Regions from separate parts of the Homo sapiens genome. Here region 2 is linked to region 1. The links are chromatin loops, found by intact Hi-C in ENCODE. Cell type or tissue: ascending aorta. All regions are shown on one strand. Links, peaks and the distances in the headings refer to the core of each region. The heading gives the core; the rest is flanking DNA.

Region 1 (5,379 bases), core at 108-5,107:
TACCAGCTACTCGGGAGGCTGAGGTGAGTGAATCGCTTGCGTGGTTGAGGCTGCAATGAGCTTTAATCATGCCACTGCACTCCAGCCTGGGTGACAGAGCAAGACTCTGTCTCCAAAATAAAATAAAATAAAATAAAAAGCATTCCAGAGACCTTTGTCTTACGGACATCCTCACCCAAACTTGAAATTCAAATGATGGGCCTACTCTTTTTAACGTGGGTGTTACTGCATAAATCATACCTCAAGGAAAAAGATGCAGGAACTGAGCCTTGAAAGATATTCTTTTTTTTTTTTTTTGAGATGGCATCTTGTTCTGTCTCCCAGGCTGGAGTGCAGTGGCGTGATTTCAACTCACTGCAACCTCTGCCTCCTGAGTTCAAGCGATTCTCCTGCCTCAGCCTTCTGAGTAGCTGGGACTACAGGCACCTGCCACCACACCCGGCCAATTTTTGTATTTTTAATAGAGATGGAGTTTTACCGTGTTGGCCAGATTGTTTTCAAACTCCTGACCTCCAGTGCTGGGATTACAGGCGTGAGCCACCGCACTCGGCGGAAAGAGATTCTTAGTAAAGGTCAACCAAATACTAAAAAAGAATCCAATTTATTTTCTTTCATTGACTGTATGCTGAATCTACCTTTGATCTTTGGAGAAAAGAGAAATAGTGCTGGCAAACTTCTGAACTTATTTGCTAAGTTGCTTGTTAAGCTAAACAATCACAACCATCGAGTGGCTATATTTTTAACCTGGGGTCCTTTGGCATATAATATGTATCGAGAGTAATAGGCTTACCTCTTCTAGGAAGACAGCATGCTGTTGTGGAAAAAAGGATGGCATTTGAAATTAGAAGACCTGTTTGGTCCTGCTCTGTCAGTTACTGGCTGTTTGACTATGAATGAGTCATTTAACAATTTGGAACCTGTCTCCACACCTATAAAATGGAGATATCACCTGCCCACTGCATCTCAGAGGTCTGCAGCACCAAATAAGAGGGTGGATGCCAGATTGTTTTATGAACTACAAAGAAATATACAAAGATTAATAATCAGTGTTTATATCTGTATGCTACAGCTTTAGCCAGTCACTGGCACAAATGTACTCAGTAAGTGTTCGTAAAATAAATTAATATCTCAAATGCTCCTGGAATATAGACCAATGAGAGCTCTAGTCAGCTATAACCAGGAAGCCTCAATAGTTACCACATTTATTTCAGATGATATGGGCCAATTGTGGTGGCTCATGCCTGTAACCCCAGCACTTTGGGAGGCCAAGGCGGGTGGATCACTTGAGGTCACATGTTCGAGACGAGTCTGACCAACCTGGTGAAACCCCGCCGTCTCTACTAAAAAAAAAAATACAAAATTAGCTGGGCGTGGCGGCGCGTGCCTGTAATCCCAACTACTTGGGAGGCTGAGGCAGGAGAATTGCTTGAACCTGGGAGGCAGACGTTGCAGTAATCTGAGACCGTGCCATTGCACTCCAGGCTGAGCAACAAGAGCGAAACTGTCTCAAAAGAAAAAAAAATACAGATGATGTGGAAAGACGTTTTACCTGTTTACATTAACAACACTTGTTTAGTGAGGATTTGATTTTTAAATTCATGGGTTGTCAAAATGCTTTTTACCTCCTGCTCTGACTTTTAATCATTTTTCTGCCTGTTGGCACTTCCACCAATGGTGAACAGGAACGAGGGAGTTTTAACAAACTGTGGATCATTCTATTTTGTATGTTTCTTTTCTTTCTTTTCTTTTTTTTTTTTAGACAGGGTCTCACTTTGTTGCCCAGGCTGGAGTGTGCAGTGGTGCAATCTCAGCTCACTGCAGCCTTGGCCTCTGAGGCTTGAGCAATCCTCCTGCCTCGGCCCCACAATTAGCTGGGACCACAGGCACACACCACCATGCCTGTATTTTTTGTAGAGGCAGGGTCTTGCCATGTTGCCTAGACTTGTCTCGAACTGCTGAGCTTAAGTGATCTCTCTGCCTTGGTCTCCCAAATTGCTGGGATCACAGGTGTGAGCCACCGTGCCCGGCTGCCTAATTTTGCAGGTTTCTGTTAGCTCCAATAAAGGCCATAAAGAGGTGGATACTACTGGCCAAAAACTGTAACTTTTGTGTCTCGCACTTCAATACCTGTTGATATGGAGAGGTACTTGGCTTCATTCTTTGGCCAAAAAAGATGATAAATGATAGATGACAAATTAAAAGTTTGGGCATACGCTTGGGGAAAGAAAAAAGTAAAACAATACAATTTCAGCAAAGTACTACCAACTCCACTCTTTGCTTTAATACATATAAAAAGGTGCTTCAAGGTAGTGTTCCACTAAGTTCAAGCCACAGCTCCTATTCAGATTGTTTATGAGATCTAAAAATGCTTCCTTTTTTTTTTTTTTTTTTTTTTGAGACGGAGTCTTGTTCTGTTGCCCAGGCTGGAGTGCAGTGGTGTGATCTTGGCTCACTGCAACCTCTGCCTCCCAGGTTCAAGCGATTCTCCTGTCTCAGCCTCCTGAGTAGCTGGGATTACAGACACAAACCCCCACGCCTGGCTGATTTTTGTATTTTTAGTAGAGATGGGGTTTCACCATGTTGGTCAGGCTGGTCTCGAACTCCTCGTGATCCGCCCGCCTTGGCCTCCCAAAGTGCTGGGATTACAGGTGTGAGCCACAGCACCCGGCCTAAAAATGCTTCTTTTTCTGGTTTAATTGGGAACAAATTTCACTAGGCATCTCTGACAGCAGTGATTTATAATGATTTATAATAAGAAGCTGACTGCAATGCCCTCTGGTGGTTTAAAGCTTTCTTCATATCTATAACTGCAAAGTTAAAAACAAATGCAGCCATTTTCTATCAAATGGGAGTTTATTTATGAATGAAAACATCAACAAAGATAATCCATAAAATTTCCTTTTGATTTCCATGACTATCATCATAATAATAAAGCATTTCTACAGATGCACTTTGCCTAACATAACTCCATGGTTCAAGGGGTTAATAAAATAATTTAGCCTGTAATCCCAGCCTCTCAGGAGACTGAGGCAGGAGGGTCACTTGAGCCCAGGAGTTTGAAGCTGCAGTGAGCTATGACCATGCCACTGTACTCAGCCCGGGGAAATAAAGCAAGACGCAGTCTCCTAAAAACAAAAAAAAAAAAGAGATTTGGCCGGTCGCGGTGGCTTACACCTGTAATCCCGGCACTTTGGGAGGCCGAGGCGGGCGGATCACGAAGTCAGGAGATTGAGACCATCCTGGCTAACACGGTGAAATCCCCTCTCTACTAAAAATACACAAAATTAGCCAGGCGTGGTGGCGGGTGCCTGTAGTCCCAGCTACTCGGGAGGCTGAGGCAGGATAATGGCGTGAACCCAGGAGGCGGAGCTTGCAGTGAGCCGAGATAGCGCCACTGCACTCCAGCCTGGGCAACAAAGCGAGACTCCGTCTCAAAAAAATAATAATAAAAAAATTAAAATATAAATATGTTATATATATTTACTATATATAACATATGTAAATATATTTAACATGTATAACATATATTAAATATATATAAAATATATATCTAAAAACAGTGAAGACTTAAGGTGAAGGATAATTTATATATTATCCTTATATATGTATTTAATACATTTATATATAAATGTGTGTATATAATTTATATATACATATTATATATATATTATATATATATATATATATATTTTTTTTTTTTGAGGCAGTATCTTGCTTTGTCACCCAGGCTGGAGGGTGGTGACATGATCATGGCTCACTGCAGCTTCCACCTCCTGGCTCCTGGGCTCAAGCAATCCTTCCATCTCAGCCTTCCGAGTAGCTGGAATTGCAGGTGTGCACCGCCATGCCCAGATAATTTTTTCTAGAGATGAGGTCTTGCTATGTTGCCTAGGCTGGTCAAACTCCTGGGCTCAGGCGGTCCTTCTGCCTTGGCCTCCCAAAGTGCTGGGACTATAGGCATGAGCTACTGCACCCAATCTTTTATAATTTTTAATACACTAACAAATGCAAAATAAAGAACTCAAAAACTCAACTAGTTTCTTTTTTTTTTTTTTTTTGAGATAGAGTCTCACTGTCACCCAGGCTGGAGTGCAATGGCGTGATCTCGGCTCACTGCAACCTCCACCTCTTGGGTTCAAGCAGTATTCTCCCACCTCAGCTTTCCAAGTAGCAGGCAAAAACAACAAAAAACAGACAGGTTGGACTTCATGAAAATTTAAAAATGCGTACATCAAAAGACACTATCAACAGAGTAAAAAGGCAACCCACAGAATGGGAGAAAATATTTGCAAATCATACGTCTGATAAGAGATTAATATCTAGAATATATAGAGAATTCCTAAAACTCAACAACAAAAAAACACTTGATTCAAAAACAGGCAAATAACTTTTTTTTTTTAAATTCTGAGTTGGCTCACTAGGGAGTAGGCAAGTGACTTGGATAGACATTTCCCCAAAGAAGATATACAAATGGCCAATAAGCAAATGAAGAGATACTCATTATCACTAATCATTAGGGAAATGCAAATCAAAACGACAATGAGATACCACCGCACACCCCGTTACGATGGCTACTATCAAAAAAGCAGAAAATAATAAGCGTTGATGAGGATGTGGAGAAATTGGAACCCTTGTGCACTGTTGGTGGGAGCGTAAAATGGTGCAGCTGCCATGGAAGAGTACGGTGATTCCTCAAAAAATTAAAAATAGAGCTGGGCACAGTGGCTCATGCCTGTAATCCCAGCACTTTGGGAGGCTGAGGTGGGTGGATCACCTGAGGTCAGGAGTTTGAGACCAGCCTGGCCAACATGGTGAAACCTTGTCTCTACTAAAAATACAAAAATTAGCCAGGTGTGGTGGCGGGCACCTGTAATCCCAGCTACTTGGGAGGCTGAGGCAGGAGAATTGCTGGAACAAGGGAGGTGGAGGCTGCAGTGAGCTGAGATCGCGCCATTGCACTCCAGCCTGGGTGACAGAGCAAGACTCTGTCTCAGATAAAAAAAAAAATTAAAGATAGAATTACCATATGATCCAGCAAATTTACTTCTGGGTATGTATCCAAAAGAATTAAAAGCAAGGTTTCAAAGAGATATTTGTATACCCATGTGCACAGCAGCATTATTCACAATAGCTAAAATGTGGAAGCAACCCAAATGTCGATAGAGAAGCAAAATGTGATATATACATACAATGGAATATTATTCGACCTCAAAAAGGAAGGAAATTCTGACCTATGCTACAACATAGGTGAACCTCAAGAACATTATGCTGAGTGAAATAAGCCAGTCACAGTTAGACAATTACTGTGTGATTCCACTTAGATGAGGTACTTACGGTAGTCAAAATCATAGAGACAGAAACGAGAATGGTGGCTGCCAG
Region 2 (5,379 bases), core at 211-5,210, 94 kb before region 1:
CACATTGGGAGACTGAGGCAGGAGGATCACCTGAGGCCAGGAGACCAGCCTGGCCAATATGGTGAAAGCCCGTCTCTACTAAAAATACAAAAATTAGCCAGGCGTGGTGGCAGGCGCCTGTAATCCAGCTACTCCGGAGGCCGAGACAGGAGAATCACTTGAACAGGGAAGGCAGAGGCTGCAGTGAGCCAAGATTGCGCCACTGCATTCCAGCTTGTGTGACAGAGTGAGACTGCATATCAAAAAAAAAAAAATGTTGAAATATATGGATGGTTTTTTGGTTTGCTTTTGTTTTTGAGACCAAGCCTCACTCTGCTGCCCAGCCTGCAGTGCAGTGGCACGATCATGACTCGTTGCAGCCCTGAACTCCTGGGCTCAAGGGATTCTCCTGCCTTAGCCTCTTAAGTAGCTGGGACTACAGGCACATACCACCATGCCTGGCTAATTTTTTAATTATTCGTTTGTAGAGACGGGGGTCTTACTATATTGCTCAGGCTGGTCTTGAACTCCTGGGCTCCAGTGAGCTTCCCGCCTCAGCCTCCCAAAGTGCTGGGATTACAGGCATGAGCCACCAAGCCCAGCCTAAGAATTGTGAATTTTACATCATACTATTCAAGTTACGGAATAATCACAGTAAATATCACTCAAGAACTTTACCTCCTCTTCTGGGAGACCGGATTAGTGTGTTTTCAGTTGTGCACAGGGTAATTGTTTCATTTAGGCAGAATTATGACCTTGTCACTGTCTTTACTTGAGGAGATTAAGTATGGTTTAAGGAGATGTTTATGGATGCCAAGCTGACAAGGAGTGGACTTGCCATGGGTAGTATTAGGTGTCAACTTGACTGGATTGAGGGATGCCTAGTTGGCTGGTGAAACATTGTTGCTGGATGCGCCTGTGAGGGTGTTTTCAGAGGAGTTTTTTTTTTTTTTTTTTTTTTTTTTTTTGAGACAGAGTCTCCCTGTGTCTCCAGGTTGGAGTGCAATGGCATGATCTTGGCTCACTGCAACCTTTGCCTCCTGGATTCAAGTGATTCTCATGTCTCAGCCTCCCAAGTAGCTGGGATTACAGGTGCCTGCTACCATGCCTGGCTAGTTTTTTTTTTTTTTTTTTTGAGACAGAGTCTCACTCTGTCGCCCAGGCTGGTGTGCAGTGGCACGATCTCAGCTCACTGCAAGCTCTGTCTCCCGGGTTCACGCCATTCTCCTGCCTCAGCCTCCCGAGTAGCTGGAACTACAGGCGCCCGCCACCACGCCCGGCTAATTTTTTTGTATTTTTAGTAGAGACGGGGTTTCACCATGTTAGCCAGCATGGTCTCTATCTCCTGACCTGATCCACCCGCCTTGGCCTCCCAAAGTGCTGGGATTACAGGCGTGAGCCACCGCGCCCAGCGCCTGGCTAGTTTTTGTATTTTTAGTAAAGATGGGGTTTCACCATGTTGGTCAGGCTGGTCTCAACCTCCTGACCTCAGGTGATCCACCCCCCGCGGCCTCCCAAAGTGCTGGATTACAGGCGTGAGCCATGGCGTCCAGCCCAGAGGAGATTGATGTATGCTTCAGTGGACTGAGAGAGGAAGACCCGCCCTCAGTGTGGGTGGGCACCATCCCATCTGCTGCCCACCCCCGACCCCATTCCACCACTAGGACAAAGCAGGCAGAAGAGTGGGGATACTCAGCTCATGCTCTCCCTCCTGGAGCTGGCTGCCTCTATCTCCTCCTGCCCTTGGAAAACAAGACTCCAGGTTCTTCAGCTCTTGGAATCTGGAACTTGCACCAGCAGCCTCGTGGGGGCTCTGAGGCCTTTGGTCTCAGACTGGAGGCTGCACTGTTTGCTTGGCTGGTTCTGAGTCTGTTAAATTTGGACTGAGCCTCAGTACTGGCTTCTCTGGTTCTCCAGCTTGCAGACAGCCCCTTGTAGGACTTTGCCTCTGTAATTGCGTGACCCAGTTCCCTCTAATAAATCCCCTTTCATATATATCTTATTGCCTCTGTCCCTCTGGAGAAACCCTGACTAATACAGACACTTATGTTAACTCCATAACTTGGCTATTGTGAGTAATGCTGCAATAAACATGGGATACAGATATCTTCTTGAGATACTGATTTCATTTTCTTTGGATATAGACTCAGAAGTGGGATTGCTGAATAATATGGTAATTCTATTTTTGGATTTTGGAGAAGCCTTGTTTCAGCTTCTGAGCTGGGATCACACGCTTCTTGGGTTGGTTCCCAGCCACCGACTAGGCAGGGCTGTGGTGCCAGGGCCTGGCCACTTCTGCCTAATGTTGGACTGCCTTGCTCTGGGGCTTCCCACTGGGCTGGCAGAGCCCTTGTCAGGTCAGCATCACAATCTCTGGACCCCTTCCCGATGTGCTTCCCTTCTTCCTTGGCCAGCGCTCACCCCACAGACACATTTGGTACTCCTCTCTCCACCCCAGCATCTGCTCCCAGAAAACCCAACCTGTGGCACTTCACTTCATCTATTAAATGAGATGAGAAAGAAAAGCAACTTTTCAGCCAGGCATGGTGGCTCACACCTGTAATCCCAGCACTTTGGGAGGCTGAGACGTGTGGATCATTTGAGGTCAGGAGTTCAAGACCAGTCTACCAATATGGTGAAACCCCATCTCTACTAAAAATACAAACAGTTAGCCGGGTGTTGGCCGGGCACAGTAGCTCATGCCTGTAATCCCAACACTTTGGGAGGCTGAGGCGGGTGGATCACCTGAGGTCAGGAGTTCAAGACCAGCCTGGCCAACATGGTGAAACCCTGTCTCTACTAAAAATACAAAAATTAGCCAGGAGTGGTGGTGCGTGCCTGTAATCTCAGCTACTTGGGAGGCTGAGGCAGGAGAATCACTGAACCCAGAAGGCGGAGGTTGCAGTGAGCCGAGATTGTGCCACTGCACTCCAGTCTGGGCAACAGAGCCAAATAAATAAATAAATAAAAACCACACAATTAGCCGGGCATGGTGGTAGGTACTTGTAGTCCCAGCTTACATGGGAGGCTGGGGCAGGAGAATTACTTGAACCCGGGAAGCAGAAGTTGCAGTGAGGTGAGATCATGCCACTGCATTCCAGCCTGGGCAACAGAGTGAGACCCTGTTTCCAAAAAAAAAAAAAGAAAAGCAACTTTTCATCCTGTTTTCTTTAAAAACTTGAGCCTCTCCTTGGTTCTCTGGAGCACTTCCCAGTGTTTTCCGGGCTGTGAGCCCTCTTTAAATTATCAGGCCCAGAAAGGCATGGAAATGTGACAGCAGTCACGTCTCACTCCCCCTCCAGCTAAGTAATCAGCTCTGGAAGCCACTTGCTGTGTGGGCTCTAGACTGACTGATGCCAAGTAGCCATAAAACACCACACAATGGACACTGTAATTCACTTGCTATAACTCAACAGTGTACAGCTAGTCACTAATCAGTGTTATTTCTTTAACCCAGTGAGCATCCTTGAAACTCAACTTTTGTAATCGCCCCCTCTCCTGATTAATCCTCTTTAAAAACTCAAGCCTCTCTTTGAGCACTTCTCAGTGTTTTCCAAGCTATAATCCTCAACCGTGGCCCAAATCACTCTCTATATTAATTTTGTCTCAGTTTCCTTATCTGGATTGACAGAGGATAACAAAATACCTAGTTGTTGACCAGGCACAGTGGCTCATGCCTGTAATCCCAGCACTTTGGGAGGTGGAGGTGGGTAGATCACTTGAGGCTAGGAGTTCAAGACCAGCCTGACCAACATGGTGAAACCCTGTCTCTACTAAAAATACAAAAATTAACCGGGTGTGTTGGTGCACACTAGTAATCCTAGCTACTTGGAAGGCAGAGGCAGGAGAATTGCATGAACACAGGAGGCAGAGGTTACAGTGAGCTGAGATCGTGCCTCTGCACTCCAGCCTGGGCAATAGAGTAAGACTCTGTTTCCAAAAACAAAAACAAACAAAAAAAAAACCTAGTCATTTCAATAATTAATTACACGATGATATCAACTTGAACGCCTCCTCCTGAATCAGTGGGGCTGATTTTCCATTTGCCCCTTTAAATTCACTTTTCACCCTTTCCACCCTGCCCTGGGCCCCAAGATGCTGACCCTCAAGAACAGCATCAACAGACAGAGGTCAGAGGGCAAGAGGAGAGTGAGGTCAGATTATTTACTCCTTTGGACTGCTCCCTGCCAGGTTACTGCTGATTGGCCGCCTCACTTTTAAAAAAAATTTTATTTTTTGAGACAGCAACTGAGTCTTGCTCTGTTGCCCAGGCTGGAGTGCAGTGGCGCAATCTTAGCTCATTGCAACCTCTGCTTCCCGGGTTCAAGAGGTTCTTGTGCCTCAGCTTCCCAAGAAGCTGGGATTACAGGCACCAGCCACCACACCCGGCTAATTTGTTTATTTTTCTTTTTTTGAGTTAGAGTTTCACTTTTGTTGCCCAGGCTGGAGTGCAATGGCACAATCTCAGCTCCCCGCAACTTCCGCCTCCCAGGTTCAAGCAATTCTCCTGCCTCAGCCTCCCGAGTAGCTAGGGTTACAGGCACGTGCCACCAAACCTAATTTTGTATTTTTAGTAGAGACAGGGTTTCTCCATGTTGGTCAGGCTGGTCTCGAACTCCCGACCTCAGGTGATCTGCCCACCTTGGCCTCCCAAAGTGCTGGGATTACAGGCGTGAGCCACCATTCCGGGCTCCCTCACTTTTTAACTGCTCTTTCTGGATTCTGCTCACTTCTCCCCTTCCCTCAGCCCCCAGGCCTGAGAGCGGCAGTGGCTCTCTGCTGTTCATAGCCCCAGCACACTGCTCAGCATTCCCTGTTGATCTCCCTTAGCTATGCCCAAACCCTGGCAAATAGGCCCTTTACTAAACTCTCCTGCATTTCCCTGTTTGAGTTTGTTCTGTTTCCTTCTGACAACCCGATGGATCCCATCAATGAGGACACTTTCCACTGCTGCAAGTGTTCCCAACTGATATGGTTTGGATTTCTGTCCCTGCCCAAATATCATGTCAAATTGTAATCCCCAGTGTTGGAGGAGTTACCTGGTAGAAGGTGATTGGATCATGGGGGCGGGTTTCCCCCTTGCTGTTCTCGTGATAGTGAGTGCTCATGAAATCTTGTTGTTTAGAAGTGTGTAGCTGGCCGGGTGTGGTGGCTCATGCCTGTAATCCCAGCACTTTGGGAGGCCAAGGCGGGCAGATCACCTGAGGTCAGGAGTTCGAGACCAGCCTGACCAACGTGGTGAAACCCTGTCTCTACTAAACATACAAAAATTAGCCGGGTGTGGTGGCAGGTGCCTGTAATCCCAGCTACTGGGGAGGCTGAGGCAGGAGAATCGCTTGAACCCAGGAGGCGGAGGTTGCAGTGAGCCGAGATCATGCCATTGCACTCCAGCCTGGGCAA

Evidence for each region. Hi-C counts contacts between places; a loop is a spot of excess contacts. Peaks named below come from ENCODE experiments on the same cell type or tissue, not always from the same donor. Only the 100,000 strongest peaks of a DNase experiment are listed, where the experiment ranks them.
Region 2: a loop joins it to region 1, with 2.5 times the contacts of the local background. A loop is called at or near these places in 7 of 110 quality-filtered maps.

What each region holds. Positions count from the first base shown.
Region 1 is chr22:40,757,679-40,763,057 of GRCh38, forward strand. No RefSeq gene overlaps it. Among named protein-coding and RNA genes, the nearest start is that of MIR4766, 54 kb to the right of the region's middle. In ascending aorta, for the core only: a CTCF peak has its summit at 2,768 (motif pointing left); no DNase peak of the experiment used is centred there.
Region 2 is chr22:40,663,303-40,668,681 of GRCh38, forward strand. The region is part of intron 2 of LOC124905123 (a long non-coding RNA gene); the gene reads right to left. Among named protein-coding and RNA genes, the nearest start is that of MCHR1, 13 kb to the right of the region's middle. RefSeq lists an enhancer at 1,517-2,032. In ascending aorta, for the core only: no CTCF peak of the experiment used is centred there; DNase peaks (open chromatin) are centred at 1,784, 2,269 and 3,224; H3K27ac peaks cover 3,346 bases.